Linked DNA regions of Homo sapiens: all the other regions are linked to region 1. Evidence: chromatin loops called from intact Hi-C (ENCODE). Cell type or tissue: dorsolateral prefrontal cortex. All regions are shown on one strand. Region 1 overlaps LHFPL3 (LHFPL tetraspan subfamily member 3). Region 2 overlaps LHFPL3 (LHFPL tetraspan subfamily member 3). Region 3 overlaps LHFPL3 (LHFPL tetraspan subfamily member 3). Region 4 has its middle 24 kb from the start of ORC5. Region 5 overlaps LHFPL3 (LHFPL tetraspan subfamily member 3). Region 6 overlaps LHFPL3 (LHFPL tetraspan subfamily member 3).

What was found. Peaks named below come from ENCODE experiments on the same cell type or tissue, not always from the same donor. Only the 100,000 strongest peaks of a DNase experiment are listed, where the experiment ranks them.
Region 2: a loop joins it to region 1, with 5 times the contacts of the local background. A loop is called at or near these places in 24 of 110 quality-filtered maps.
Region 3: it touches region 1 in a loop (3-fold over the local background); 5 of 110 quality-filtered maps call a loop at or near these places.
Region 4: it touches region 1 in a loop (3.0-fold over the local background); 71 of 110 quality-filtered maps call a loop at or near these places.
Region 5: a loop joins it to region 1, with 4 times the contacts of the local background. A loop is called at or near these places in 3 of 110 quality-filtered maps.
Region 6: a loop joins it to region 1, with 7 times the contacts of the local background. A loop is called at or near these places in 10 of 110 quality-filtered maps.

What each region holds. Positions count from the first base shown.
Region 1 is chr7:104,845,491-104,850,490 of GRCh38, forward strand. All of the region lies in intron 2 of LHFPL3 (LHFPL tetraspan subfamily member 3), which reads left to right. Among named protein-coding and RNA genes, the nearest start is that of LHFPL3-AS1, 44 kb to the left of the region's middle. In dorsolateral prefrontal cortex, CTCF peaks have their summits at 3,101 (motif pointing left) and 3,307; DNase peaks (open chromatin) are centred at 271 and 3,101; H3K4me3 peaks cover 829 bases; H3K27ac peaks cover 3,276 bases; H3K27me3 peaks cover 533 bases.
Region 2 is chr7:104,641,466-104,646,465 of GRCh38, forward strand. All of the region lies in intron 1 of LHFPL3 (LHFPL tetraspan subfamily member 3), which reads left to right. Among named protein-coding and RNA genes, the nearest start is that of LHFPL3-AS1, 160 kb to the right of the region's middle. In dorsolateral prefrontal cortex, a CTCF peak has its summit at 2,343 (motif pointing right); no DNase peak of the experiment used is centred here.
Region 3 is chr7:104,899,758-104,904,757 of GRCh38, forward strand. All of the region lies in intron 2 of LHFPL3 (LHFPL tetraspan subfamily member 3), which reads left to right. All of the region lies in intron 3 of LHFPL3-AS2 (LHFPL3 antisense RNA 2), which reads right to left. Among named protein-coding and RNA genes, the nearest start is that of LHFPL3-AS2, 24 kb to the right of the region's middle. In dorsolateral prefrontal cortex, no CTCF peak of the experiment used is centred here; no DNase peak of the experiment used is centred here; H3K27ac peaks cover 2,598 bases.
Region 4 is chr7:104,229,199-104,234,198 of GRCh38, forward strand. No RefSeq gene overlaps it. Among named protein-coding and RNA genes, the nearest start is that of ORC5, 24 kb to the left of the region's middle. In dorsolateral prefrontal cortex, CTCF peaks have their summits at 2,412 (motif pointing right) and 2,613; a DNase peak (open chromatin) is centred at 2,403; H3K4me3 peaks cover 839 bases.
Region 5 is chr7:104,792,275-104,797,274 of GRCh38, forward strand. The region is part of intron 2 of LHFPL3 (LHFPL tetraspan subfamily member 3); the gene reads left to right. It overlaps LHFPL3-AS1 (LHFPL3 antisense RNA 1), which reads right to left. Exons shown (of 4, transcript NR_034141.1): 4 at 4,232-4,675. Among named protein-coding and RNA genes, the nearest start is that of LHFPL3-AS1, 9.3 kb to the right of the region's middle. In dorsolateral prefrontal cortex, no CTCF peak of the experiment used is centred here; a DNase peak (open chromatin) is centred at 3,022; H3K4me3 peaks cover 484 bases; H3K27ac peaks cover 3,527 bases.
Region 6 is chr7:104,765,537-104,770,536 of GRCh38, forward strand. The region is part of intron 2 of LHFPL3 (LHFPL tetraspan subfamily member 3); the gene reads left to right. Among named protein-coding and RNA genes, the nearest start is that of LHFPL3-AS1, 36 kb to the right of the region's middle. In dorsolateral prefrontal cortex, a CTCF peak has its summit at 2,788 (motif pointing right); a DNase peak (open chromatin) is centred at 2,811.

The DNA.
Region 1 (5,000 bases):
CGCATGTTTTCTCCGCTGTTTTCTGATTCCCGCTTTCAGCGCTTAGCACTTGAGCCGCATGAAACTGCCGCTTTCAAGCCATAAATCTTCTGTCTTTGTTCCTGATTTTATATTTTTACTTCTCTCTCCCACAATCCCTGGCACTTGCAGCTGTCAGCCTGGCACCTCCCTGGGAAGGAGCTGGGGAGTCCTGGGGGATGTGTTTGGTTATTGTTCTCTGACAATGAGCACTTGGATGATCAGCTTTTAGGATTCTAGGCATGTGTCCACACTCTCACTGCAACATACTACTACAGTGTGAACCACGCATGTGGGCATCTCTGTACAAACCTTGTCCTTTGCTATGCAGTGTTCTCTGGGGCCACCACCCTTTGGTGGATTACGGCTGTGGGCGTCTCCATAGAGTGAATGCTAAGTGAAAGCAAACACCATTGTGCCAAGTAACAGGGCTAAAATGAGCCACGGAGAAAAGAGGCCATCTTCTCATGTATTATTTTCCTGTGTACACATATGTATGCGATGGAAACACGTATATATGTGGAACAAAACTGTGACTACGAAGGAAAAAGAATAATGGGTTCCAAGCCAGATATGGACTCTAGTGGCCCTTCATTGTACTGTTCACACATACACACACATGGGCACACACACAATTCCTTCTGGTGTTCCTTGATTTTCCATTACCTATATATCCAAACTGAGTGATTTCAATATGTGATAAACTGGATTTACAGAATAAATTGGGAAGGAGGGATTTGTCCCTAACAGCGTACCTGGAACATTTAAAATATGATCCTGACTGTGATTGCAGGGTTGGAACTGCCTCTTGTTCTCAATTTCACTGAAGTTTCTGTTGTGTGTTGAATGTGAGTTTGCAGGAAACTTCCCAAGTTAGTTGGAAGAGATGACAAGAATGTAAAATTAGAGGGGCTCTCATGAGATATGACTGAGCACTGCCCACACCCCTGCAGTGTTGAGACCCAACCCATCGTTTAGAAACAGAATTCTAGAGCTGATGAGTCCTTAGAGATGATAGAGCCTTGACTCCAGATCCCTTAATTCATAGAAAATGGCCAAGGTTTCAAGAGAGAAAGTAACTTGCCCAAGATGGTGGCAGAGCCTGGATTAAAACTTTATCCTCCTCTTCCCATCAAAGCATCTTTTTGTGTTATGTCCCAGTTCCTTTCTCTCTGGAAGAGAATCTCTTGCACACTACCAGGAGAGCCTTTTAAAAGTGAAGGAGGCTACATCCCGAAAAGGACCCCAGGTCCCTGTCCTGGCTCTGCTATGAAGTATCTGGATGAGCTTGAGAAAGTTGCTCTGCCTCTCTTGGGCTCCTCATCTGTAAAATGAGTTTGAAAGCAGCTGATTTCAAAAGTACATGATGCTAAGTTTGCTGAGTAACCTCAGGCTGTTTTTCATGCAGTTTCCTCTCAGCAATATTCATTTTCCACTGTAGGATTATGAAAAAAGTTATAGTCAGGCTTTGCAAATGGGGACAGCCTCCAGGAGCAAGGGCCTTGTGAATTTCTGTAACTAACTGAAGAAGAACAAGGGCAGGAAGAAGAAAGTGCAGATGAGGAGCACACAGCCTGTGCCCTTTACACAGACCTATCAAACTCAGATAGATGTGGCAAGCTCCGGTTTGGTCATCTCAAATCTGCCAATTTCAGTAGTTTGGGGTTATCCAGCTGGTATGTACTTCTCTTCTTCCTGAGATATCACTGATCAGGGCTCTGGAACTTGAGCAGACCCAACAGGTGAACAAGGTTACATTCTCTCCTTTTCAGTGTATTGCTGACCAAGTTAACAAGGCCAGGGAAGTCTCTGAGGCAGTCAGAGAATAATTCAAAAGCCAATAAGGCAAGAATAGAAACCCACATATGCCAGCTTTCAGCAGAGTTTTGAGATACATCCTTCCTTTACATAAAATTATGGAATTATAGTTATTAACCAAATATGCAATGTCGTTTTTTTAACAGAGCTTTCTCTTTCCATGGTAAGTAAATGGCATTTTTATGGTGAATTTTTTTTCTTGGAGACGGAGTCTTGCTCTGTTGCCCAGACTGGAGTGCAGTGGCACGATCTCAGCTCACTGCAACCTCCGACTCCCAGGTTTGAGCGATTCTCCTGCCTCAGCCTCCTGAGTAACTGGGACTACAGCTACATGCAACCATGCCCAGCTAATGTTTTGTATTTTTAATAGAGACGAGATTTCGCCATGTTGGCCAGCCTGGTATCGAACTCCTGACCTCAAGTGATCCGCCTGCCTTGGCCTCCCAAAGTGCTGGGATTACAGGCGTGAGCCACTGTGACCGGCTATGATGAATCTTTTTTAGAGAGCAAAAAATCATCACTTGATTTAACATTTTGGTCCATTTGGGTTTTCAGATATCAAGTTTAGCCGAATACACAACTTTTTCCAAAATAACACATCTAGTCTGCAGCAGCCTTCCCTGAATCTGACACTGATTCGAAATCTGGTGGGAGGAGCAGGACAGGATATGGTAGAATAGGGAAAATCACAGAAGTGGATCATTTCTTGTGTACTTCTTATGTTCTAATGCGCTGGACAAATAGCACCACAAAGAGCTATGGCCTCAGAAAGTATTACCAGGATAGAATTTCAGCTCCAGAATTTTGGCAGAGAAGGGAATGAGAGGCAGCTCATCTGGCTGGAAGGGTTGTACAAGAGGACTCTTGATGCCGCCTCTGCATGGCACTTCACATGAGATTGAAAGATGACAATCCACCATGTCATTTGAGGGAAGCAGCTGTTGGAGATAATGGAAGGGGACTATAGGCCCTTCTTGGCAACTATCACTGCCCTGGTGTTACCATTCCTTCTCCTGTGACAACGGTAGCACTGTTTGTTTGAAGAGGAAAATGGCATTCTTGGGCAGCCACACAAGACTAGTTGGTCTTCCCGCTGATGATGATGGGCAGGCAGGCAAGAGTCACGAGCTCTTTGCCTTAGTTCTCCCTTTGCTGGAGAGCCCCCAAAAAACAGCCAGCTTGGAGTTGGGGGTGGGTTTCAGGCTTCTTGCAGGTCCTTCTTTGCCCCTTCCTAGGATAATCATTGTCCTGCTGAGCCCTCTAGTGACCAAATTGGAAACTGCAGGTGTCTGAGGAAAGGGAGGGAGGGAGAGGAAGGGAAAAGGAGAAGGGGAAAGGAGGAGGAAAGGAGTCCTATGGGCTGCCCCTGAGCCACAGCAAAGCACCCCACTGTCTGTGCAAGCCTCAGCCTGAAATACTTTCTAAATATTTCAGAAGAAGGGGCACATCTATGGCCTGAGATCCTAAAATATCAGCCTGGAGGCCTGGTGGCATATCAGCATGCGAATATGCCAAGCTGGCTTCCTAGTTAGCCATGGTGATGATGAGAACTCTGCCTTTTTTTGTTTTTTTGGTTTTTTTTTTGTTGTTGTTGTTGTTGTTGTAGACAAAATCTCACTCTGTCACCCGGTTTGTCAGATTGCCAGGCTGGAGTGCAGTGGCGTGATCTCAACTCACTGCAACTTCCACCTCTGGAGTCAAGCAATCCTCCCACCTCAGCCTCCCACCCAAGTAGCTGGGACTACAGGCATGTGCTACCACACCCGGCTAATTTTTGTACTTTTAGTAGAGTTGGGGTTTCACTGTGTTGCCCAGGCTGGTCTTGAACTCCTGGGCTCAAGCCATCCACCCACTTCGGCCTCCGGAAGTTCTGGGATTACAGGTGTGAGCCACTGTGCCCAGCCAACTCTGCCTTCTTTTCTGCTTCTAGTTACTCCAGCTTAGTTCTGAGAACTACTAGAAGCTCTAGATTTGGCCAGGCCTTCATGTCTTGCCATAGAGGAAACCCCAAAACTAACTGAGCTCCCGAGAGTCTGAAGAACCAGCCAACAGAGCCTAGCCATCTGACAGAGACACACATTAATTTGCTCCCTCAGGGCCCTGCACAGACCAGCCTGGCTCCTGGGGGCTGGGTGGCCCTGCACTGTGTGGGGGCCAAGGCCCTTGGCCCACTTAAGGTTCACTGAAAAGTCAGTGACATGCGGCAGATTAATTAATAAGAGAAAAGGCATATAAATTTATTTAACATGTATACCTGGGAGCCTTCAGAATGAAGATCCAAAGATTCAGGAGAAATTGCCCATTTTTATGCAGAGGTTCAACAAAGTAGGGACAGCCATATAGAAATGTGATTGGACAAAAAGGTTAGGATCTACTGCTAATAGACTGAGTGGGGAAACCCAGCAGGGCCTCTCTGTCTAGATTCTTCTTGGCCTCTCTGAGCCAGCATTCCTTCCTTCTGGATGTGGGGCAGGACTCTCCCTGGAATGGGGGCCTTATGGCCCATAGTCAAACAAGGTGGATCAGAAAATTCCTTTATGGCCAGTTTTTATACAGATAGAGCAGAGGGAAAGTTAGAGTAATATATTTAGATGTTATGGCTGGCTTTGGAAAAAAAGGGTTCTGGTTTCTGTGACCAGCCTTGGGGAAGAGGAATTCTATTAGGTTCGTGCAAAAGTAATTGTGGTTTTTTTAGGCCGGGCGCGGTGGCTCACGCCTGTAATCCCAGCAGTTTGGGAGGCCAAGGTGGGCGGATCACTTGAGGTTGGGAGTTCGTGACCAGCCTGACCAACATGGAGAAGCCCCGTCTCTACTAAAAATACAAAATTAGCCAGGCGTGGTGGCACATGCCTGTAATCCCAGCTACTCAGGAGGCTGAGGCAGGAGAATCACTTGAACCTGGGAGGCAGAGGTTGCGGTGAGCCGAGATCACACCATTGCACTCCAGCCTGGGCAACAAGAGTGAAACTCCGTCACAAAAAATAAATAAATAAAAGTAATTGCGGTTTTTGCCGTTATCGTTTCTAAGGCTAGCCTTGGGGGAGAATGGGACTGGGAGACAGGAGAGCAAGAGAAGGTCAGAGAAGATCTTTTGCTTCTGAGCCTGCTTCTGAGGGCTTCATTTTGGGTGTTGTTTTCTGAGCCCCAACAACTGCTTCCCCAGA
Region 2 (5,000 bases), 200 kb before region 1:
ATTATCTCTCAATAAGTAGCCATCATTTGTTCCATTTTCGTTAGAGGTATACCAGAGAATCAGAACAGATTTCTTTTGGAGAAAGAGTAGTATTTGAGTATACACTTCCCTTTCTTGGAAGTTTCCATTACATGAAAAATGAGAGGATTTCTTTAGTGGATAGTCACTCTGCTGATGCGCTCTGGCCTGTGGTTTCCATGACAAATTCCTTCTTAAATTGAGGGGAGGGGGAAAGCTTTATATGATAGGAGAAACAAATTGGAGAGATTAGAAAGTCCCCAGTTAAAATGTTCACAAGATTGCCTGTTCACATTCTCAGAAAGATTCGGTTCTATCAGAACTTCATTTTATTATTTATAGGTATAGAAAAAAATACTTTCCCCTGTATGAAATGTAGGTGATTACCGAAGAAAATGACTTTTCATGGATGTGATAGGTATCTGTTATCTATACCTCAAAATAGTAGCTGATGTTTTTGAAGTAATACATAAGTGATGAAAAGCAACCCAAGTTTTATGCCCAGACATAACAAAATGGACAATAAAAATAACAGATTTTTATGTTATTACTTTTTTTTTTTTTTTTTTTTTTTTACAGAGTCTTGCTCTGTCACCCAGACTGGAGTGCAGTGGTGCAATCTCAGCTCACTGCAGCCTCTGCCTCCCAGGTTCAAGCGATTCTCATGCCTCAGCCTCCCAAATATCTGGAATTACAGGTGTGTGCCACCACACCCAACTAATTTTTGTGTTTTTAGTAGAGACAGGGTTTCAGCATCTTGGCCAGACTGGTCTCGAACTCCTTGCCTCAAGTGATCCGCCCACCTCAGCCTCCCAGGTACAGTCGTGAGCCACCGTACCTGGCCCTAGGTTATGACTCTTAAAGATTCTTCAGGAGCAGTATTTAAATTACTTCACACAGAGATTTTCTACTGACCAACATAACTTCCAAGATTCACAAATTGCTTTATTTGCTATTCCTCCCCTAGAGTAATCTGGTTGTTCTGGAATAAATATGGTAGAGAACAAACATAAATAAGAATGTTTCCAACTGAAAATTTTTGTTTACTTCCCCCTTCAATTTCTAGAGCTCAGTATAAGTTGTTTTTACAAAATGAAGCTTCTCACTTGGGAATTTTTTCTCTCCTTTCTCCTCCTTATTAATAAATGTAGAGATTCTTACCTCTCCATGCAGAAATACAGCCACTGCTTGCCCTCCTCTCTGGTTCCTTCCCATAGCCTGGGCCCCCACTCTCACATGCAGGGTGCGACAGGAGAAGGCTGGAGAGCATCAGGCTTCCATCTGCTGCCAGATCCGTCAGAAGGCAGCTGGTGGAAGCCTAAGCCCCTGAAGGTTCCCCCTTTACCAGCAGGCATTCCACATGTAAAAAGATTATACAACTATAACCCAGCACCTGCTTCTTGAGCTGTCATTGTGTTGTTGTTATTGTTTTAATCTTGTGATACACAGTGATTTTTCAGTTTTCTCCAGTTTTACAAAGTTAAAAGCTTACCTTCTTTTTAGTCTAACTTTAGTGATATTTGGCCAAGAATTTTTAAGGTTATTTATTTATGTCTTTTGTTTTCTATATTTTTCAAATAGAATCAGCTTTGTTTCTACTTTGCAGAGGGGGCATGAATCTGAAGTCTAAACTTCGGATAAAATTGGATCCACCAAATCTCTCCTTTTGGTAGAGCCTAATTTGTTCATCTGGCTCTCTCTATAGGAGGGCAGGCCTTCTGGTTTCATTTCCTTCTGACCCCTTCTTTACCAAGCTTTCCTGCAGGAAATAAAAAAGGGACATGGTAAATAAAAATTCTGAGCCTTCCCAGAGATTCATGAAAGCTTCATAAGACTCAGTTTTCTCATTTTTAAGATAGATGTAATAATAGTACCTACCTCAAACACTTTTTCTTTTGATTAAATGAGGTAATAGATAATTTCAGTATTATTCTTGTTGTTACTCTTAACTACTACTACTACTAGCACAAGGACTGTTACACATTAGATACCTACACTGTATATTTTTGTATGGATTTTCTTGAAGAGTTCCTAGAAATTTAAGTCTTGCAATCTCCAGGGTAAAACTAGAGCAGTAAAGAAATTGAGTGCCCCACAGAGGGCTTGCGGTCAGTAGAGATTAACCCTGGCTGTGCACTGGAATCACCCAAAGAGCCTGGACCCCACCCCAAAGGAAATAAATTATTTGGTCTGAGATGCAGCCTGGGCTTTTTAAAAGCTCCCCAGATGATTCTAGTGGGCAACCAAAGCTGAAAACTACTGGTTTTGCTTAAATTTAGATTTAGGCCACCTGCGCAAGATCCAGCAGGGGGCTCCATCTTCAGTGTAAAGCTTCCAAAAATGCCAGGGCATAGCTCATTTACAAAGGAACTCCCATCCTACGTGGTGAAACTTGCAGGATTTTCTTGGGTGGCTATTGAACCATGATCTTATCCATGAGAAACCCTGAGAAATCTATTGGTGAGCTTCGATAAGCTAATGTAGTTCAAATCCAAGCATCATTAACGGATGTCAACTACTAGTTCTTTGCTAAGTGTTAACTCTATGGGGAGAGTATAGCCATTGATAAAAAAAACTTTTCTCATTTCTGAACTGACAGTTGTCAAAATAGCTGGTCATTGATTTCACAGATTAGTCAAAATGCTAATTACCAAGTACCTCATTTATTACCAGACAAATATTTCACTGATGCAGTCATTAATTACAGTTTTGTTTGCTGGATCTTTCTAGCAAAACTCAGAACTGTATCTGTAGAGTGATCGATCCCATGGCTATAGGTGCAAAACCTCATGCCCCCCTCCACATCCTCTTTCCCATAGCCCTTGTGCAAACACTAACCCAAATGTTGCCTGCCAATGCTGTGAGAGTGCTTTACTAACTTTCCTTAACCCAACAGTTTCACAGAAACTCCTTTTTCATAAACTGCCTGTAACACAGGCACATAAATATTATTGGGTGATTATATGAAAGCCGACACAGGAAAAAGCAAGGATGCATTGGCAGCATCCATGCCCGCTCCCAGGAAAGCAACACCTGGAATCTGTCCTAAGACTCAGTTAGGAGCATTTTCTTCATAAAGTGCCAAGCTGAGCACTTTATGATGTTTAAGACTGAATTTTCTTGGTAGAAGGACTCGTTGATATTCAGCAGTATGTGATATCCAGCAGGAGTCATGGCTTTATACTTAGCTGTGGAGCTGTGAGGGAGGCCTTGGAGCAGACTCTTCTCCCTTGTTAGTGCCTGTTGCTCCCGCTTGGGACATTCCTCCCCCTCCCTGCTGCCCATGTGTCTGTCATCTATCCCAGTGGTTTCCCGGCCCTGCTGAACGTAAGTATCACCTTGAGGAGCTTTTAAACTACAGGAGGCCCAAGCTTCATGCCAGATCAATCTTGAGCTATTGGCATGTTTTTAAAGCTCCTAAGTGGTTTTGAAAAATAGTGTTGAGGACCATTAACCCAGGTCTCTTCTCTATTACACCACCCCACCCCACAGCCCCTCTGCAGTTCCCAGACCTTGTCTCCACTGTGATCTTTCTATAAAAATGTTCCCAACATAACCAAGAGGCAGCCATTCAGGTTTTTCCATTGAATTTTATGCATGATTATCTGAATTCTTCATATCGCTTTGCCTGTGTAGACACAGCTTATGCTTTGCTTATTTCACATATGCATAGTAAACCCAGGCATTCTTCACTGGGTGGGCCGGGGTTATGGCTAATGAGGCTGGCCATAAAAACAGCTCTGTTTAATGATGCATTTCTCCAACTCTGTTTTTTTCAAAACTGCTTTATTTTGGTTTGCAAAGATTAATTTTGCCCAGCAATGACCCTCTTGGTTTAGCTTACTATTCCGCCTATTTATTTTTGCTTTCAAAAAGGGAAAGTGGGAGACAAAAGTGCATTAGAAACAAAACTTGGACGAGGATGGATGGTGTGCATATAATCCATGAAATATAATTGCCCAGTGAAAATAATTTTTTAAAAAATTCCTCGATGAGTACTATGTTCCCTAAGATGATCTCACAATAATTGTGTTCTTGACAAAAAGAGAATGCGAAGTAGTTCTGTGAAGGAAATCATGTATAAATGCAGCAAAATGTACCAAAGGTGCATGTCTAAATCTTCATGGAAAGTGAGGCAACTCTCCTGACATATTTGCTCTATTGGGTTTTCTTTTTTTTTTTTTTTTTTTTTTTTTAGATGGAGTCTTGCTCTGTTGCCCAGGCTGGAGTGCAGTGGCGTGATCTTGGCTCACTGCAAGCTCCGCCTCCCGGGTTCACGCCATTCTCCTGCCTCAGCCTCCCGAGTAGCTGGGACTACAGGCGCCCGCCACCACACCTGGCTAATTTTTTGTATTTTTAGTAGAGACGGGGTTTCACTGTGTTAGCCAGGATGGTCTCGATCTTCTGACCTCATGATCTGCCCGCCTCGGCCTCCCAAAGTGCTGGATTGGGTTTTCTTAAAGTACAATACACCTATGCTGATGTGCTTTGGAATAGGACTTTAATTCTCCTGGATAGGCTCCCCCATAGCTCTCCAGACAATGAGGTGTAGTGAGACATGAGGCTTCACCCTCAGGCAGGACTAGGTTTTACTCTAGACACCACCTCTTACTTACCAAATAACCAAGAACAAGGCACTTAACCTCTGTGAGCCTCATTTCCCAGATTACATAAAAAAGAGGTAATAACACTGATGTGAAGCCTAAGTACATTATGTGCACCAACAACCCAATTTGAGCTGTATTGTAAGTGGGCTAGTAAATCAGCTATTCCGTTGACAAACATGCATTTTAAAGAATTTGTTCACTTCCACTTGAGTCACTAGTTGCTCACCAAGGACTCCAAGTTTTATTTTCTATAGCACGCCCTAATCGCTATTAACATTCTTTAAGCTATCATCAACATCATTGTGAGTGAAGAAAAATAGCACTCCAAGTATGCACAATGAGGAATTATGATTCTGAGCTTTATTTCTGTGAAAT
Region 3 (5,000 bases), 54 kb after region 1:
GTCTTACTCTGTCACCCAGGTTGGAGTGCAGTGGCGTGATCTCAACTCACTGCAACCTCTGCCTCCTGGGTTCAAGTGATTATCCTGCCTCAGCCTCCCAAGTAGCTGGGATTACAAGCACCTGCCACCATACCTGGCTAATTTTTGTATTTTTAGTAAAGACAGGGTTTTACCATGTTGGACACGCTGGTTTCGAACTCCTGACCTCAGGTGATTTGCCTGCCTTGGCCTCCCAAAGTGCTGGGATTACAGGCGTGAGCCACCGCCGTGCCTGGCCGCCAATTTATTAGTTCTCATCAAATGCACTAAGAGTCAAGGATGCTACACTGTCACCCTGCCATGGACCTGTCTTCTGGGCTTCAATAGTAAAAGCCTTTCAACCTATGTAAAATATGGAATGGCTTCATGCCAAAACTGGACAGTTAATATTATTAGGATTTATAAATCAGCAGCAACATTCTATTTTCAATGTGCCTGGGTAAGGCCTGCCAAGTAATTGTGCCTGTTTTCTTGCTTTTAATATATTTCACAGTGTTCCTTAAGGGGAATGAGTGGAAGAAGAGAAAGAGACGTTCATGAGTTAATTGAAATCCCTTCTTGTGAAATACTTACTTTCCAAAGAAAAAAACACATGAGAAAGTGTTGTGCCTTGTGTCAAAGTCTCATTGTCCACTGCATACAGAAATAGCACAGAATTATCAAGGCCTGACTCTTAGGCCATTTTCTGCCCCTTCTCACCGAAGATCTGCATAAGTAGCTAGAATAATTTTAGTAATTATCCTCCATCGTCTCCTGTGTTGAAATCGGTATGTCAGATCCAAAGGGAGACAGGAGGAGTCAGCTCTCCTGACTGTGGGGGCTCCAGACCCTAATTAAAAAGGTCAGACAGGAACAATGAGCAGAAACCAACCACAGGAGACATTTCAACATCTGTAAACACGTGGAAAATTCAGCCAAGTAGCATTTAGATAGCCTGGACAATAGGGCCATTATAAATGCTGCACTCATGAGCAGTGATTCAAATGACAGCTTTGAAAAGGATTTGCAAAGAGCCCTTTGGAAATGTAACATGGGCAACTCCGAGCCCATGACATGTTACAAGGACAAATCTGACTGAACAAAGATCCAAAGCAGCATTGAATGACTTATTTATTCATTCCTGCTCTGTACAAACCTGGGAGAATGTGACATATTTTAAATTACCTCCCCTGATAGGCAACATCCATGGTGCATGGGAAATGTTAGCCAAGTTTTTAAAAGAGCAGAATGTTTCACAAGGTGGCAATTACACCACACTGATGCTTCCACCAAATTCTGCAAATTGTCCTCGTGTCTCACGGTCTTAAGACTGAAGGAGTGATGGCCACATCTGGAGAGGAAAATTCTGACTTTTATTTCCTTCCACTTACTCTCTTTACAAATCTGTTTGAAGAGCTAGTCCTTGCCAAGCCTTCAGGTGGAAAACTCTTCATGTGCATACTATCTAAGTAGTTGTAATAACATTCTAATTTTACTCCCCCAACAAAGTGTTTTCCTGATATTCTGTGGGGAGTGGTTGTGTTCTGATCACAGCTGGTTATTATTATTCAGCCTAAGAGTCTGCAGAACTTCTGCATGCCCTGGGGTTTCTGTTGCGTGGTGGTGTCATGCAGTAGGAAGAAAAAATATGCTCTGGTCGCAGTGTCTAAGTAACTCAAATCCAAGCAAACATTCCCAGCACGCCTTCTGATGAGCAGCATGCACTCATGGGCAAGGCTGGGATTAGGGTGAGGCAAGCTAGGTACCTAGGGGGCAAGCTTTTTTGTTTTTTTGTTTGTTTGCTTGTTTTTTGAGACAGTCTTGCTCTGTCATCCAGTCTGGAGTGCAGTGGTGCGTTCATGGCTCACTGCAGCCTCGACCTCCTGGTCTCAAACGATCCTCCCACCTAAACCTCCCACATAGCTGGGACCACTGGTGTGCACCATCACACCTGGCTAATTTTTTTTTATTTTCTGTAGACACAGCATCTCCTTATGTTGCCCAGGCTGGTCTTGAACTCCTGGGTCAAGCAATCCTGCCACCTTAGCCTCCCGAAGTGCTGGGATTACAAGCATGAGCCACCACGACTGGCCCTGCAAGTTTTAAAGAAGCACTCACCTCACACTTGCATGACCCTGCAAGTGAGCTCCTTAAATTTTATACCCTAGACACTCACTTGCCTCACCCTATTCCAGGCCTGGCTCACTGGCTTCACACTTTCATTTTCCCACTTACTTCTCAGCTCCCTGCCCACCACAGATACTGTGGGTCAGAAGTACAGTCCCAGAGTTGACAATACTCAACAAAGAAGAAACCTTTAATGGCCAGGTGCAGTGGCTCATGCCTGTAATCCCAATACTTCAGGAGACCAAGGTGGGAGGATCACTTGAGTCCGGGAGTTTGAAACCAGCCTGGGAAACATAATGAGACCCCATCTCTATAAAAAAAAATTTTAAATTAGCTGGGCATGGTAACGCGTGCCTGTGGTCCTAGTTATGTGGGAGGCTGAGGTGGGAGGATCATTTGAGCCTGGAGGTGGTAGAGGCCACAGTGAGCTATGATTGTGCCGCTGTAGTCAAGAAGCCTGAGTCACAGAGCAAGACCCTGTCTCAAAAAGAAGAGGAGGAAGAGGAGGAGGGAGAGGAGAAGGAGGAGGAGGAGGAGGGGGAGGAGGGAGAAGAAGAAGAGAGCTTTAGGAATGAAGGACTGACTAATCAATAGTGAGATTAGGCCGGGTGCGGTGGCTCACTCCTATAATCCCAGCACTTTGGGAGGCCGAGGTGGGTGGATCACCTGAGCTCAGGAGTTCGAGACCAGCCTGGCCAACATGGTGAAACCCCATCTGTACTAAAAATAAAAAATTAGCTGGGCATGGTGGCGCATACCTGTAATCACAGCTACTCGGGAAGCTTAGGCAGGAGAATCGCTTGAACCAGGGAGGCGGAGGTTACAGTGAGCCGAGATCACGCCACTGCACTCCAGCATGGGCAACAGAGTGAGATTCTGTCTCAAGAAAAACAAAAAGAGTGAAGTTACAGCGAGGGATCTAATGAGGGATTTGGCCATATGAAGGCCACGGGTGACCCAAGACCAGAGCAGATTCAAGAAGGGTTGTTGATGAATGACCTGTTAGGGTCAGGCCCCAGGCTGTGGGCCCAGATGATGAAGGAGAAAGAGAAAGTTTTGTGAAACTGGCCGCAAATGTTCCCGGAACCTTCCTGTAAGAGAGCTGAGGATCTTCCCAGGGAGACATCTGCCCTGCCGGAGGCTTCCTTCTCCCCTCTACCTCCCGCAGGTATGGGTGTCACTACCCTGGGGTCTGATCTAAAGTCCTTCCAACACTCACTGCTCCCTTCCCAGCCCACTGAGAACAGGTCTTACCCTGACTGGGATGCAGCCTTAGATACATGTACTTCCTTCTTGGCAATCTTACTTTTCCTTCATCCTGTGATGTCATAAAGTCAAACCAGGCAGCTTAGCACCAAGGAGAGAGAAACAGGGAGTCTCTGGTTCATGGATGCCAACAAATGATTCACACCAAAGCAGGCTTTTCTATTATGAAATTAGGAGTGTACTTACTTGAGAACCTCAAGAAAATGAGGACTACCCTCCTGACCCCGTTTTCCCCTGCCCCACACACACATAGATGGCCCTCTGTGGTCTCCCTATTCATCCTTCTAGTTATACTTTTTTTTTTTTTTTTTTTTGAGACAGCGTCTTGCTCTGTCACCCAGGCTGGAGTGCAGTGGTGTGATCTCAGCTCACTGCAACCTCTGCCTCCCGGGTTCAAGTGGTTCTCCTGCCTCAGCCTCCCAAGTAGCTTGAGACTACAGGTGCCTGCCACCATGCCTAGCTAATTTTTGTATTTTTAGTAGAGATGGGTTTTCGCCATATTGACCAGGCTGGTCTCGAACTCCTGACCTCAAGTGATCTGCCCACCTTGGCCTCCCAAAGTGCTGGGATTGCAGGCATGAGCCACAATGCCCAGCCAATTTTTTATGGCCACATAGTATTCCATGGTGTATATGTACCACATTTTCTTTATCCAGTCCACTACTAATGGGCCCCTAGGTGGATCCCATGTCTTTCCTATTGTTAATAGTGCTGCAACGAACATATGAGTGCATGTGTCTTTTTGGTAGAAGGATTTATTTTCCTTTGGGCATATAGCCACTAATGGGATTGCTGGGTTGAATGATAGTTCTGTTTTAAGTTGTTGGAGAAATTTCCAAACTGCTTTCCACAGTGGTTGATTGTTTTGCTTTTAATAATATCTAAAGAAAGTATTCCTTTCCGTAGGGCTTCTGCCAGCATGACTCAATCTCAGATAATCATTATAGACTAATCATCATTATGACATGATCATATTTCAATTATCCTCTGTGTAGTCTGGGTATATTAAAGTAACCGTGAGTTCTCTTGCTGAGAGAAGTTCATTAAGATCATAATGTGGATACGATTTTTTTAAGTGTGTTGAAAAACAAGGGGGAACATACCAAAAACAACAACAGAATGATCCAGAGGATTTTCTAGCACACATTCAGAAACCATATCTTATCTTGTGTTTTAAAGGGCTCTGTGACGCAAAACCTCGGCTGGGCACAGTGGCTCATGCCTATAATCCCAACACTTTGGGAGGCCGAGGCAGGTGGATCACTTGAGGTCAGGAGTTCAAGACCAGCCTGGCCAACATGGCAAAACCCTGTCTCTACTAAAAACACAAAAATCAGCCAGGTGTGGTGGCACATGACTGTAATCCCAGCTACTGGGGAGGCTGAGGCAGGAGAATCGCTTGAACCTGGGAGGCAGAGGTTGCAGTGAACCAAGATCATGCCACTGCACTCTGGCCTGGGTGACAGAGTGAGACTCCATCTCAAAAGTAAATAAAAATAAAAACAAATAAATAAAAAATAAAGTGCTCTGTGATGTAAAGCCTAACAGGCTGTTTCCTTTTGGCCCAAATATGGCACACCGTGACCAGC
Region 4 (5,000 bases), 620 kb before region 1:
CAACAATGACTGCCAGGATACTGAGTGGAGCAGTGGCCATCATGAGGTCAGGAATACTAGGAGAGGGAAAATGAATTCTGTTTCAGGCAGGTAGAATATGAGGGGCCTGGAAAACATCCAAATGGTGATGCCAAGTTAGCTAAATGATTCAGGAGCTCAGGAAAGCCATTTGAGCTAAACACTTAGATTTAGGAGTCATTAACATTTAGATGGTTGTGAAATTCATATAATAAGTGAAGTCACTCAAGGAGAATGGATAGAATGAGAAGATAAAAGAAGGAGAGTATGGAAGCCTGAGAAACATTAGCATTCAGAAGTGAGCAAAAAATAGAGGAGTATCAGATGGAGAAGGCCTAGGCAGCCAGAGAAATTACAGAAAAATTAGGAATGAAGAAAGAGGTGTCATAAAAACTACGAAAGATTTAAGTAAAAGGGAATAATCAGCAGTGTTAAATGGCGCAGAAGGTCAAATGAGACATGTACTGGGAATTGTATTAACCCATCCTCTCATTGCTATAAAGAAATATCTGAGACTGGGTAATTTATAAGGAAAAGAGGTTTAATTGGCTCATAGTTCCACAGGCTGTACAACAAGCATGGCAGCATCTGCTTCTGGGGAGGCCTCAGGGAGCTTTTACTCATGTCAGAAGGCAAAGCAGGAGTAAGCTGTCTTCACATGGCTGGAGCAGCAGTAAAGGTGTGGGGAGATGCCACATGATAACTCACTGATTATCATGAGAACAGCACCAAGGAGAAGGTGCTAAACCATTTATGAGAATGCTAAACCATCTCATGATGGTGAAAACCATTCATGAGAAGCTGCCCTCATGATCTAGTCACCTCCCACCAGGCCCTACCTCCAACACTGGGGATTATAATTTGACGCGAGATTTGTTCAGGGACACAGATCCAAACCATATCAGGAACATATTACATGTACTGTTTTGTAGATTGCTTTACTCCTTACAGGAAATTGTGAATATGTTTTAATTTCAGGAACTACAGATCTCCAGTGTAATTTAAAATGGCTACAACATAGCTGTTACATAGAATTCATTTGCATAGGTGCACCGTGATTTATTTATCCAACCACCAACTAAACCTTAAAGTTATTCTCAATTTTTCCTTTTATAAAAATTTCTCTGAATATGTTTGTATATAGATCTTGATGTGTTCAATTATTTTCTTGGGTTAACATCCTAGAATTGGAATTACTAGGACAAAATGTCTATAGAGTTTGAAGACTTTTAATGTATTTACCAAACTGCCTTTCAGTAAGCTGATTCTGAAACTTCTAGATTAAACCAGGGAGACTGGAAAAGGGGTAGGTGGTCAGTAGTGTCACCTGATTCTGGGCAGAAAAAAAATGGACATCCTCTAGAGAGAAGCATCTATGGATGGGAACTCCATAGATTAAGATCAAACAATTGCAGGGCCTACTATTGCTGGAAAAATTGCTGGACTGACCAAAGAGGAGGGGGCAGGCATGCCCTCCCCATTCTTGAACAGTATTGACGTGAGCTTTCCCTGAGCCAGAGGCTGCACCATCTGGAGACAGCATGCCAAATTAGGAAAATCCCTCAATTGAGTGGAGGGGTTGTCAAGGACAGTGATGAGGTCTGGCTCTGGGCCCATTTCCTTGGGTGTTCGTAGGCAGCTGCAGCTGTGGGATAGAGAAAGAAAAAAGCAGAGGACTGATAGAAAAACCCTGACTGGATGCACGAAAGCTTCTGGGGCTGGGTAAACGGGAAAGAAAAAAGCTGGAGCAGTTTTTTTGGGGGACTGGGGGACCTCTTGGAAAGTCAGTGAGGAGGGAAGAAAGCCATGAGGAAGACAATGGGCAAGAAGGTCCTGGGGATGGCGAAATTCGATTCTCCTTAGAGATCAAGGAAATTGTCCTTGCCCTCCAAATCCACAGCCTCCCAGTCCTAGAAGGTGAGTGTGACCCGGCCAGGCCTCACGCTGGCCCCATCCACCCAACCCTGGTGCCGCCCTGCAAACCAGCGCTAGCAGAGAGCCAGAGGATTCCTACCCTGGTCGTGTCTGTTTGGACTGGAGGACACGTGTGGGGCTTGGTCGTCTGCTTCATCCGCCCTCCTTTCCCGCTCCAGGGGGGTCGCTGATGCTCAAAGCAGGGAGCACACTTCTTACCGGACTTAGTTTTTGGTCTTTTGCTAAATCTTGACAGTTCATCACGACTCCCTGCTGATGGCTTCCAGAGTGGAGGGCCAAGTCTGACCGGAATGCCGTCTGAAATGGGAATGAAGGATCGAAATTGTGGGAGAAGTCTCTGCCCGCGACCCCTGTCCCCTGGCCGTAGTCCTGGTCACCCGGGAAAGGACCTCAGCTGATTGCTGAGAGGAAGATTCAGATACTGAAGGTAGCGCTGCAGCTACTCGGCTCTGCCTCTAGATGTCACCCTTGGAGTCAAAATAACAACTGGCTCCCGAGAGCTGCTCACATCACAAGGAAAGGACCCAGAATGTGCCTTGCCCCTCAGGGATTTAACAAACCCCAACTGGTGAATTAGACATATCCGAACCCCAAAATAAAGGACCTGGGGTGCAAGGGGAAGCAAATAACTGCTCACTCTCTCTCCTCCCGTGTCAGGTATGTGAGGAGAGCTGAGGTTAGAGGATGGAATGATGGTACCGCAATGAAAGTAACTGATAGAGATTCCAGGACTCTCTTTTGCCTGGACAATGAACTAGTTTGGGCAGGAGCTACCTTCCACCCGCAACAGGAACGGCTGCAACTTCTTACTGGCCCCAAGACTTCTAAAGTGCTAGGCAGCTGGGTTTCCCAGAAAATTCCTGTAAACAGCTAACATCTAAATTAAGTCAACATCAAAATGAGCATTTCCCTATCACCAAGTAATCTATAGTTGGCCCACTGAAAAGATTATTCTTATGCTCTCTCAATTAAAAAAAAAAGACATGAGAGGAGAGGGGTGCCTCTTCGCCTCAACTTGGCCGCGTGTCCCACAGTGGCATAGCTCTCGACAGGGTAGAGGAAGAACTGGGACCCACAGATTCTTGCTCACTGTGAATGTTGCCCAGCACTGCCTGTTCCTCACCCATGCCATGTGATACTGCAGAATTTACTTTAATCCATCTCACCACACTGCAGAATACCAAAAACAAACAGAAGATCATACAGACAGAGTAAGAGGAAAGTCAGATACCTAACAGGGAACCACAAATAGCAAGTAGACTTCTGACCTCAACAATGAAGATCAGGAGGGGGAGAATAGCTACAAAGTGCTGAGAGAACATATCTAACTCAAATTTTGTATGCAGAAAACCTTCCTCCAAGAATGAGAACAAAATAAATAAATTATTTAATTTGATAAATAGAAACTTAGTTTGTCACCAACAAATTTACACATAAGGAACACGTAAAAGTTAACTTCAAGAAGAAGGAAAATGATATGAAAGGGAAGGTCTAAAATCCAAGAAGCAATGGTGATGAAAGTGGTTTACAGATAAATCTAAAACATTACAAAAATGATGATAATAATAGTGATAATGTCTAATTTGAAGGATTTGAAAAGGGACAGAAGTAAAACATGGGACACAAATGACATGCAGATGGCAGGGAGCTGATAGGAGTCTAAGCATTCCAGAGACTCTCCCATAGGGGAATAGGTTAAGATACAGTATCAACTGTAGACATCAGTACACTTTTTAAAAACATATATTGCTTTATATAAATAAAATCTTACATAAACTTCATAAGGGAAAAAGAGAATGTAAATCTGAAAACTCTAGAAGTATATAAAGTAGAAAGTGGAAATCTCTCCTTATTTCTATACTTTATACTTCCCAGATGAAATATTTTGTTTACATGCATATGTGCACCCATACACACAAGCATAACCTTTTTTTTTTAAACAAAAAGATCACTCTTTATCTTGCTTTTTCACTTAGGAATAACTGTGGACACTGCTCCAATTCAATATGTTTGTATCTACCTCATTCTGTTTAACTGCTGCATAATATTTTATTGTTTGAAGCTACCATAATTTTTAAAAATTCCATTGATACGTAGTTTGGGGGTTTTATTGTTGCTACTATTATTTCATATAATGTTGCAGTTGACATTTCTCTACATATATTTGCTAGTTTGTGTAATTATTTCTATAGGATAGATTCCTAGAAATGTATCAAAAGATATATGCAACTTTTATTTTGATAGATACAAATTACCCTTCAATCCACAACCCCACAACAACATATGAGAATGCCTGTTACTCCCCACCCTCCTCAACAATGGATATTATAAATCTTTTGAAAGTTTTTCATCTGATAAGCGAAGATAATTTTTAAAACTTGTTGTTTCAAGTTGTCTTGATTGATAATTAAGGTATCTTCTTGTCTTTTTATTGGCCATTTGCTTTCTTCCCTTGTGAATTGGTTATGCATACCCTTTACTTATTTTTATTGGGTTTTAGCCTTGAGTTGATTTCTTGAGATTTTTGAAGTGTACCTGAACATATAATAAACTGTACAAATTTGAAGGGTACAGTTTGATAAACTTTGACATAATATATACCTGTGAAACCATCACCACCATCAAAATAATGAACATATCCTCACTCCAAGAAGTTTTGTCATTACTCTTCATCATTCCACCCTCTTGCATCCCAGCTTGGATCAAGGCAACCATTGATTTGCTTTTCATCACTACAGGTTAGTTTGTATTATCTAGAATATTTTTGTATTTTGTTACTGATATGTCATAGTTGTACATGTATTTGGGGTACATGCAATAGTCTGAAGCATATATACAATGTGTGTTGGTCAAGTCAGGGCAATTGGGCTACCTATCACCTCAAACATTTATCTTTTTTCTTTGTGTTGGGAACATTACAATTCTTTTCTTCTAGCTGTTTTGAAATATACAACAAATTATTGTTAACTATAATTTCACTACTGTACTATCAAATACTAGAACTTATTCCTTCTATGTAACTATATTTTTGTACCCCTTATAGAATT
Region 5 (5,000 bases), 53 kb before region 1:
TTGACAGCCAATAAAAATAAAAACAAAAATTCCAAGCAAACTCCTTTCTGGCCAGCTTCTGGCCTGGAAGCCATAGCAAGTGTCTCACCCAATTTAATCCAAAAACTGCTAGAATTCTCCGTGAGTCCAGACTCTATTACAGATGAATTAATTATCTCCGTCATGGCTACTTATTTTAGTTCACCTTGACATGGTACCATCCATGACTAAATAGCTTTTTCACTATTGGCTCTTACAGTTCCTCGAGACTGCTGCCTCTGGGTAAGAGAGTACGAGGCTGTATATAATGTTTCCTGGAGAGCTCCCACAAGCACTTTGTTCCTGTACCTTGTTTTTGCTACTATAACTTTACCCCCTTCACTTACCAGACAGGGAGGATATATTCTGGTTTTCTCATATTCGGTAACTTATAGAGCAGAAAAATGAGATGATCCACAAATATGCTGAGTTTGGATAGCTGGTAAACTCAATTCTGCATCTACTTATCTTTCTTTCAGTACATAAAAAAACTGCTTTGGGAAGTATCTGACTGTGCAAAGAAGGATGTGTGACCAAAAGATGGAAATCTGATGTTTCCTGTGAGCTGACCATCAGTCTGCATCGGATCCTGCTATTTGCTAGCATTTTTTTTGTTTTTTGAGATGGAGTCTAGCTCTTGTCGCCCAGGCTGGAGTGCAATGGCATGATCTTGGCTCACTGCAACCTCTACCTCCCAGTTTCAAGTGATTCTCCTGCCTGAGCCTCTTGAGTAGCTGGGATTACAGGCACCTGCCACCACACCCAGCTAATTTTTGTATTTTTGGTAGAGACGGGGTTCCACCTTGTTGGCTAGGCTGTTCTCAAACTCCTGACCTCAGGTGATCTGCCCACCTCGGCCTCCCAAAGTGATGGGATTACAGGCGTGAGCCACCGCGCCTGGCCCTGCTAGCATTTCTAAGATGCAGTCAGAACATCCTTGCGCAACTGGGTGGTTAATAAAGCATGTACATTTACATCACCTCCTGGACAAAAGAGGGGAAAAACAGAGGAGAGGTGGGAAATATTTGTAACAGAAAACCAAGTGTTTAAATCAACATGAAAGCAGGCAAACAGAAAGGCTAGCTTTGCGTTACAGGAAATAAGATGTAGAAAGCTGGTTTTTCATTGTGAAGAAATTTTAAAAGCAGTCCAGTGATATTTCTGACTCTGGGTTTACTAAGATGTCAGTGGTAAAAAAGCAATATTGTCAAGAATAATAATATGTCAGGGTAAAAATCAATAGCAGCCACAAAAAGGTAACACATTTTTCTAAAGAATGGTTTGAACTAACACTCACAGTCATTAGAGTGACCGAGCAGCAACCAGCTGGACCTGCACTGACAGCTGACCAGACAAGAGCTGGGTTTGTTTTGGTTTGGTTTTTTAGCAACTTAACTCTAGTAGCCTTGTCTCTAACTATGGAAGATTATAGAGCTGCCAACTTGATTATGATGAAAATCTGATGTCAAAATTGAATGTGGTTTTCCTTCCCAGTCTCATTTTTGAAACTCGAACTCTTGTGGTATCTCCCATAGGAGAAGGTGGTGCCCAAAGAAACTGTGGTAGTGGAAAGCGAACTGGTTTAGGGATTTTTAGACCCATTAATATAACGTTTAAACACAAGCAACATTAGTCTAAGGTGTTAGAAGTCAAGATGGAATCACTCTTAGAGAGGCTCGGTGTGGATGGGAAGGGAGCATAAAGGAACTGGAGCTGTTTCTTGAGCTGGGTGCTGGCAAGACAGATGTTCCCACTTTGTGAATTCACTGAACATACACGTATGATCGGCACACTTTTTCTTATATACTATAGAAGTATAATACTACACATTACACTTCAATAAAACACAGTAAAAAGCCTCTGCATTCTCTTAACAAATCTGCTCTAAATAGCCAACAAATTTTGAGGAGGTCACTTGAACCCTAGTTTCTTTCACAAAATGAGATAGTGGACCAGAGGACCCCAGACCTGAAACTTCTTGGTGCTGTCATCATTGGCACATGATGAATGCATAGCGTTGGTATTCCTGCTATTTGTGACTCAAAGAACAATCAAAACATGGGCAAAGTTGCCACAGGCCTTCCCAGAAAAGGCATGAACTGAAAGCTATATAAATTTGCCACATGGGGAATGGTGTTGAATAACTGGAACCACAGGGCTGATGTTGATAGCAAAGAAGTAGAATTACGGTGGCTGTCAGTGTGAGCCCTACTTTAAAAGCAGATGTTCATCACACAGCTAGTGATGTGTGCGATCACATTAAATTCAAGAGCCAATGTTTCTTTAATAGTTTCTTCTCAAAAATAGCTGCTGGAAATTATGGTTCCATTAAAATAGGCTACAAGAATTTCCATCTAATCAAGCAGTTCAGTGTTTCAAGCAGTTCCTTTCTTTTCTTGTTTAATATAAAGTGAATTTAAAGGTGACCTGCACCGTGACTGATTGGCAGTTAGAAAGAATCAGCCTCTGTGTCGTCACTTAGAAGTTGCCAATCACGTCACACAATGGATGGGAAAAGACCAAGGTCTGGGTTGGAGGGAATTTGCTGTTCTAATAGGAGAAATTACTGCAACCTCCTTTGGATAAGAAAATGAGCTATACTTATCTCCCTATGTGCTTTTCCTACAACTTGAGCCTCTTGGAAGACAAAATATGTGTAGCAGGAAGAAGGAAAAATAATAATAATCCAACTAGGTGGTTAGCACCTGGATAACAGATCCACAGAGAAGTTCTTAAAACCTTTTTATTTTCTTCTAAAGCGTCTAAAGTCCCCTAGAAACAAGTCACCTGATTCTACTAAGCCACCTGCCTCATCCCACTGAAAACCTTTCCGGAAAGATGGGCCAGACATGCTCTCTGATGGCCATTCGTCTTCTGAATCCCAAGAATAATCCTTTGGCACAAACATAGAAGTGTATTATTTGGTCTTCCAGCAAACATGAAGAGAAACAATGAAATGAAGGAAATGCACATCACGAGCTGCCACACAAGATCCTAATTACCATAATTTGACCCATCCTCCTTCCCATTGCCGGAAAGTCAGCCTTCTGGATGAGAGGAAGCCAAACCAGCAAGATAACAGGCTTCTGTTCTCTCTCCCCGTCCCTCGCCTCTTTCTTTCTTCCCCTCTTCCTTAAATGATGTTCATTAAGACAGCGATTCTTCTAACAGTTTGTATGCCTCAATTGTATTAGGGAAAGCTTTGCATGACTTGAAAAAATGAGCCAGAGAGAAGGAAGAGGGGCTGAAAGAAGCAGACACACGTTGTCTTTTTATTCCCCAAAGCAACTGTCAGTCTCAGAATATTTTTGTAGAACCTGCCAGAAATCTCTCTGGAATCATCCCTGTTGGATACAAGGACAGTAAATCTAAAAAGTTCAGGTCTTCTGTGGTATAAATCAGAAACTCTTAATAATTCAGAAAAGGCCAATTTAAACTCCACATGTCCAGTCACATCAATAACACCACTCCCTCTAGCTCCAAACAGCCCCTAGAATATTTCCTTTTCCTAGATTACTCATAGCTTTGCCTTGTCCCTGACTTCCCCCAAACTACTTGAGTAAGTTACTTTGGCATAGCTTCTTACATTTAGGCAGCAAATGAGCCAGGATGGGAGACATACAAAGTGTGTTAACTTCGTTCCTATTAGAATTCACCTAAAATATACCCATTGAAATATGGATCTAAAAGCCCACCCCTGCCCACCCCAGTGCCGGGGCTTCTGCCTTTTGCTGTAACAAGTGCTGTAGAAATTGTCTCCACTGTCACTCTTCAGCTCACGTATGGGATGTGATGGGATTTTTCAATAGCAGCTTTAAATCAGCTTGCTGAGGCCTCAATAGTGCAGCCCCAAGTTAGGGCTCGAGGAAGCAGGTCCTGAAGTCACAACGCTCCTGGTGACAGCATGTGCACTGACACAGTGGAGGACTGCTTCACTGACCTTTTGTATTTTAGAGTGTGTGACCGGGGGGCTGGTTTGTTTTCAACCATTGTGTAGGGAAGACACAATTTAGCAAGACAAAGGACATGTTTTTTAAGAAGCAGAGATATCGAGAACTGGCATCCTTTTTGGCATTAGTGTGGAGGTGGCCAATCAAGACAGGCTAGGAGTGATCCAAGTCATTGGAGGAACCTAACAGAGAGTAAATGATTATGAGGCCGTATTTGAAGGCCGTGAAGTCAGTAAGAAAAGAAATGCATGTGATAGTGGGAGTTTGAAGTAAATCTATATTTTATTTCCAAGTGACCTATGAGTAGAGGAAAAGGCAGCCAGTAAGGTACGGAAAATGAGGCCAAATTGGAGTCAAGGGCTACCAATCAGGCAGGAAGGACATGACAGGAAATCTAGTTAATTCAGCTTATTAGTTTGGATGGTTGAGACTGCTAGGTCTTAGAAAACCCGGCTCAAAGTGCCTTAAACAAAAAGGACATTTTTGGCCTAAGATAACCAGAAGTCCAAAGGTAGGCAGTCTTTAACTGTGGCTGATCCAGTGGCCAATCATTTCATCAAGGACCTAGGTTGTATCTGTCTCTCTGCTCTACCATGCATGGTGTCTGCTCCATCCTGAGACTGGGTCTCCTGTTGGTCAGAAAGTGGATGCCTATGCTTTCTCGCACACATCCAGGGAAAGCAGGGGAGTTACTCCCAGAACATATCCTAAAAAAATGAAAAGAAAGTTTCCCAAAAGCTTCTGCAAACCTTGCATGGCATCTCATTAGCCTGAATTGTATCTCGTCTTCTTTCCTGAAACAATCACAGTTAGTTTGTATTATTTTGTTTGGCTTAAGTGCATCAAAGTCCACTCCTGGTGTCAGAAAATGGGATTAGCTTTGCCTAAATTAATGGTCAGCATGGAGGAGAGATAGAAAACTAACCAAAGTCAGCAATCTCCTAGGAAAAAGAAAGAGGAGATGCACACTGCATGGGCCACTGTGATCATCACTAATGCTGTTCACCCAGCATTTCTGAATTCCCACCTTCC
Region 6 (5,000 bases), 80 kb before region 1:
TTTCCTTTCAACCTACCTTTTGCAAAGAAAGCCATTTCCCAAGAGAAATTACAAAGGCATTTTCTGCACCATCTTTAACTAATAGTTATTGAGCTTATACATGTACAAAGTGCAATACTGAAAGGGCAAAGGACCAAATTCTAACTTTCTGCAAGATACTCCGTTGTTTCTCCCATGATGACCTTGTAGCAGCAGAGCAGAGCCCCATGATAGAGGCTAAATTATTGTAATTCTCTCCCAACAGGTCTTTCAGTGGGCATTTCCGCTCCCCACAGTTTATATGCAATGCAGATGTCTGATTACTGTAGCACAGTGATGGAAGTCCAGGCTCCACACACTTGTGCAGAAGTGTTCAGGACAAGTTCTGGCAATCCTTCATGGTCAACATCAAATGCATCCAACCTCCACACTCCTGACCACTACTATGGAATAGTTTTGAAACTTCACCATGTTCTTCCCTGTTTTGTAGTCAGCTCTCATAATTTGCTAAACCCTGCTGTATGGCTTGTTTCAATATCTTTTCTGCTATACCATCATTTGTTCCTGAGTTGGCACAGAAATCCATATGATGATACGGAATGATCCTAATGCTAAAGTAGTTTCTGTGGATGGTAATGTCGAGCTTTGTTGGTATCTTGGCTTTCTAGAGAACAAAAGAAACTTTGTTGATATGGGAGATTATCTAGAGAGCAATGAGTGGAATGATCAAAAACTAAATCGTATTGACTTGAGAGTCTGAATGCCATGGGAGCAAGGCTTTGGTAGAGGCCAATATAAGGAGCACTATCTTTGACAAGGCTCTTACATCCTCTTAGAAAGTCCAGCCACTAGGGACATGAACCAATAGCAAAGAGGATCTTTCACTTGGATTGTTTCTCATCTATGCTGATTTTCTCCACCTTGTACATTTTCTAATGATCTTAACTTTAAAACTAAAATACTTAATGGGCTAAATTTCACCTGGAAAACTATAATTGGCCCTCTCATTAGGATTCCATTTTACTGCCAAGCCCATGAAATTACTGGGGAAAAGGGAATGGAGATTTTCGTCTTCCTCCCCAACCATGAGGAAGCCCCTGAAAAAGAACCTCTTGGGTTCCTTGGCACACAGTTTGAAAACCATACTTCTAATCTTGTGCAAGAAACTTCTGATTCTGGGACCCTCAGATGAGTGGCAGAAGGTTGACATCAAAGGATGAGAAAGAGAGCAAACATTCCTTTCTGCTTGCATTCTCTCCACCACTTCCCACTCCCATTATTTTTCTCGTAATTTCCTATTCTCTTAAGTTTTTCTGCTCTATTATTTTGCCAAACTGTGGCAAAGTTCAAATTTGATGGACACCAAACCCAAAACAGCTTAGCCTTGGTTTGCACACCAAATTCATGCATTTTATTTCCATTATTATTTGCATTTAGCAGAGTTTATAATCATGAGAAACATTGTAATTTGCTTGTCTTTATCATAAGGAACTTCGATTTTCTTTTTAAAAAGCTGAAAGAATCACTGAATAGCTTCAAATTTTGAGTAAAGTTATCACAAACATAATAAAAGTTAAAGTTCTGATTAAATGCGATAAGGTAGGACTTCCTGAAGAGTGACATTTCTCAAAGTAACCATTATTTACAGACTCTGTAGTCTGCTAGGTTAGTGCCCTTGGTGAGAAGACTAGCAGTGGTCATATAGAAACTGTCACGATCAGAGCAGCTCCGGGTAAGATGGAGCTGAGAGAGGCCATTTGGCCCTGCAATCAGGGAATGAGCTCCGAAAGACACTGTGAATGCTAGAGGATCTGCAAACCCAGAGGTGCCTCTGGCAGATTGCTTCTGTCTTGGAGAGGACCTAGAGAGAATATCTGAAAATTCAGGGAACAGCCAGAGGAATCACCCCACCTCCGATATCATGTGATCCACAGAAGGCAATCTGCATCTCTCTGACTGGTATTTATATAGTTTCTGGGTAAAGTTTACATTTTTCATTCCTCCAAAATGAAATTTAGGTACCCTGTGTACACTTTTCTTCTTTTATAAAAGTATTCTTAGCTTCCTTTCTTATACTGCTTTGTATCTCGAAGTACTTTCCTTGAGCCTCTCAAAGTACAAACAATAATTAAACCCAATCTTGCAACTTCCTCAAGAGGTAGGGAGAAATTTTATTGAAAAAGACGTGGAAGTTAGATAGATTAATCAAAGTATAGTACCAAATCCACGGGTTGGCTTGAGAACAAAAGCCCAGAGTTCAGTGGCTTCCAACTCCCTTTCTCAACAGTCACCCATCAGACTTGGTTTCTTTTTCTTTTTCCCATTCCTAAGGTAATTTTTATTTACATTATCTTCATGTGACTTGGCCTTTAAGGAAATTGTAGAACAAAGGAAATAAATGAACCTTGTGATTTCATCTTTGCCTAAAAGCAAATATTTCCAGACTGTTTTCTATCCTCTCATCCTCATCACATGGTATCCCATTTGCTAATCCCTAAGTCTCTGAGATAATGACTCTTTCAGCAAAGAAAAAGAAGCTACTGACTTCTTCCCCATCAGCCTTCATGGAAAATACTCATGAAAGACTGAAGCAGATACCCAAACACCCTTGTGATTATTCTCGTGAAAAAAAAAAAAAAAAAGCAAGAACATTGCCTCTGCTTTCCTTTGACTTACTGGAAATATCTCAGATTTATAGTTTTTATCTTCATGTTCTATGTCGTTTGCAAGTACAGTGACCTGGTCAGTGGGCTGAGGGAGTCTGAGAAGTTGCTGGGAACACTTTTTCTTGCCTCAGTAAGAAAAAGTTGACACCAGAGGGCAACGTATCATTGGCCTTTTGTGAACCGACATCACACTCCCATCTCCAGGGAGTGCAATCACCCTTGGCATGGCCATTTTTATTAATGGAATCAGCAGAGTTGGGCTTGAGCCTGCCCTGTCACCCACACACCTAGGGGTGCTGTGTGACTAAGTGGTATCAGATGACAATGCAGGGAATTTCTAAGGACCCTTAGTGTCCCTTTGTCATCTACAGATGCTCCTCTTCCTAGCAGCAGAATCCCTGCTAGATAGCCAGCTGGTTGTATTATTTCTGTGACTGGCAGTTTTCAGACAATGAGAAATCGATCCAGCAAGCAAAGCCCTCGGCACAAAGGATTAGGTTGACTTTTATTTCCAGGAACAGAATACCACTCCCAGCATCCTCCTTTTAGATGACAACTTTGTTGCCACCTTCCATCGGAATGAAACAGCCCTCTCTCCAGATGGTCTATTCTGTTGCACTCTTTAGTAGACAGAAATCCTTCATACAAATGTTAATCAGAATATTCAGATACTTTCATATCCACATGCAAACACAGCCATTGGATAGTATGAGTGAAATAAAATGGGATGCCTGAACAAAACTTCTCTGAACACCAGCTTAGTCTTCCTGCAAGATTCCATCAGCTGTTGACTGCAGTTGCTATTCAGTAGTTAATCCAGAAACCAGATTTCCCTCTGTCATTGGGGAAAGAAATAGAGATGTAGCTATCATTTCAAACATCTCAGGAGTTTCTCATTAAATACTTACTTTTTCCATCTAACCAGTGAATACAACAGAGAACCAGCAGCCTTCTGGCTTCATGTTATCTATAGAAGCACAGTTGAGCTGTGTTCAATTGCACTCTTCAAGTTTGAGCAGAGAGGCCTATGAGCAGCTGTTCTTACTGTCATTAAGAAGGGACCAGGAAGAGCAAGTTTTGAAGACAAAAAGACATATTTCAGCAAAACATTAATGTCCATTTCTTTTTTGCCTTTCAAAGTACAAGGCATTCTCCTTAAACAGCCTAAAGCCCAAATTCTCAAGTGTAGGATTGTTAAAGAAAGTATACATCTATTAAGTTGAACCAGAGAAAATTGCCAACACTAAAACTTTTTGACCTATAAAAATAGCAATTTCTTTTTTTATTATTATTATACTTTAAGTTCTGGGGTACATGTGCAGAACATGCAGGTTTGTTACATAGGTATACACGTGCCATGGTGGTTTGCTGCACCCATCAACCCGTCATCTACATTAGGTATTTCTGCTAATGCTGTCCCTCTTTTAGCCCCCCCAACCCCCGACAGGCCCCGGTGTGTGATGTTCCCCTCCCTGTGTCCATGTGTTCTCATTGTTCAACTCCCACTTATGAGTGAGAACATGCGGTGTTTGGTTTTCTGTTCTTGTGATAGTTTGTTGAGAATGATGGTTTCCACAATAGCAAAGACTTGGAACCAACCCAAATGTCCATCAATAATAGACTGGATAAAGAAAATGTGGCACATATATGCCGTGGAATACTATGCAGCCATAAAAAAAGGATGAGTTTACGTCATTTGCGGGGACATGGTTGAAGGTGGAAAAAATAGCAATTTCATATGGTTCAATCTAACAGGAAAAAATTAACATTTTATTTTTGACATACAAAATTTTGCACCAAGACAATTGCTTATAAGCAATATAGGATTTTCTGAATTTCTTTATTTAACATATCAAGGGCTAAGAAAAAGGGTTTCTCCCAAACCCCCATTTACCTTTAAGGCTCAGCCAGAAAGCCAGAGTCAGCCTGGTACGAGATATTCTGGAACTACAATACACTGTATCTCTTACAGAGTTATCAAGGAAGGTTGCATAGTTACTTCAGGAGACTTAAAGGAAAAAGGTAGATCACTTCCTCTGAATGCCATGGAGGGATGTATTATATGACCCCAAACAGAAGACAAGTGTAGCATATGAGCAACTAAAAATTCTGAGGCTCTAAGAGGCTGACACTCATTTTGAGTTTGGAGTGCAGGGAGCCAAAGAAGTGGAATCACAAACAGAAACAGGTTCTATAAAACATAGCTGAGTTACTTGCCTGCTCATGGTCTCAATAAAGAGAAGGTAAAAGATTGGAGAAGTATACCATTAACACTGGCATTTACATAGCAGAGCTTTCTCTGAGAATATCCAAATAATTTTTCATGTACACACAAATGCTGGACTTAAATACTCG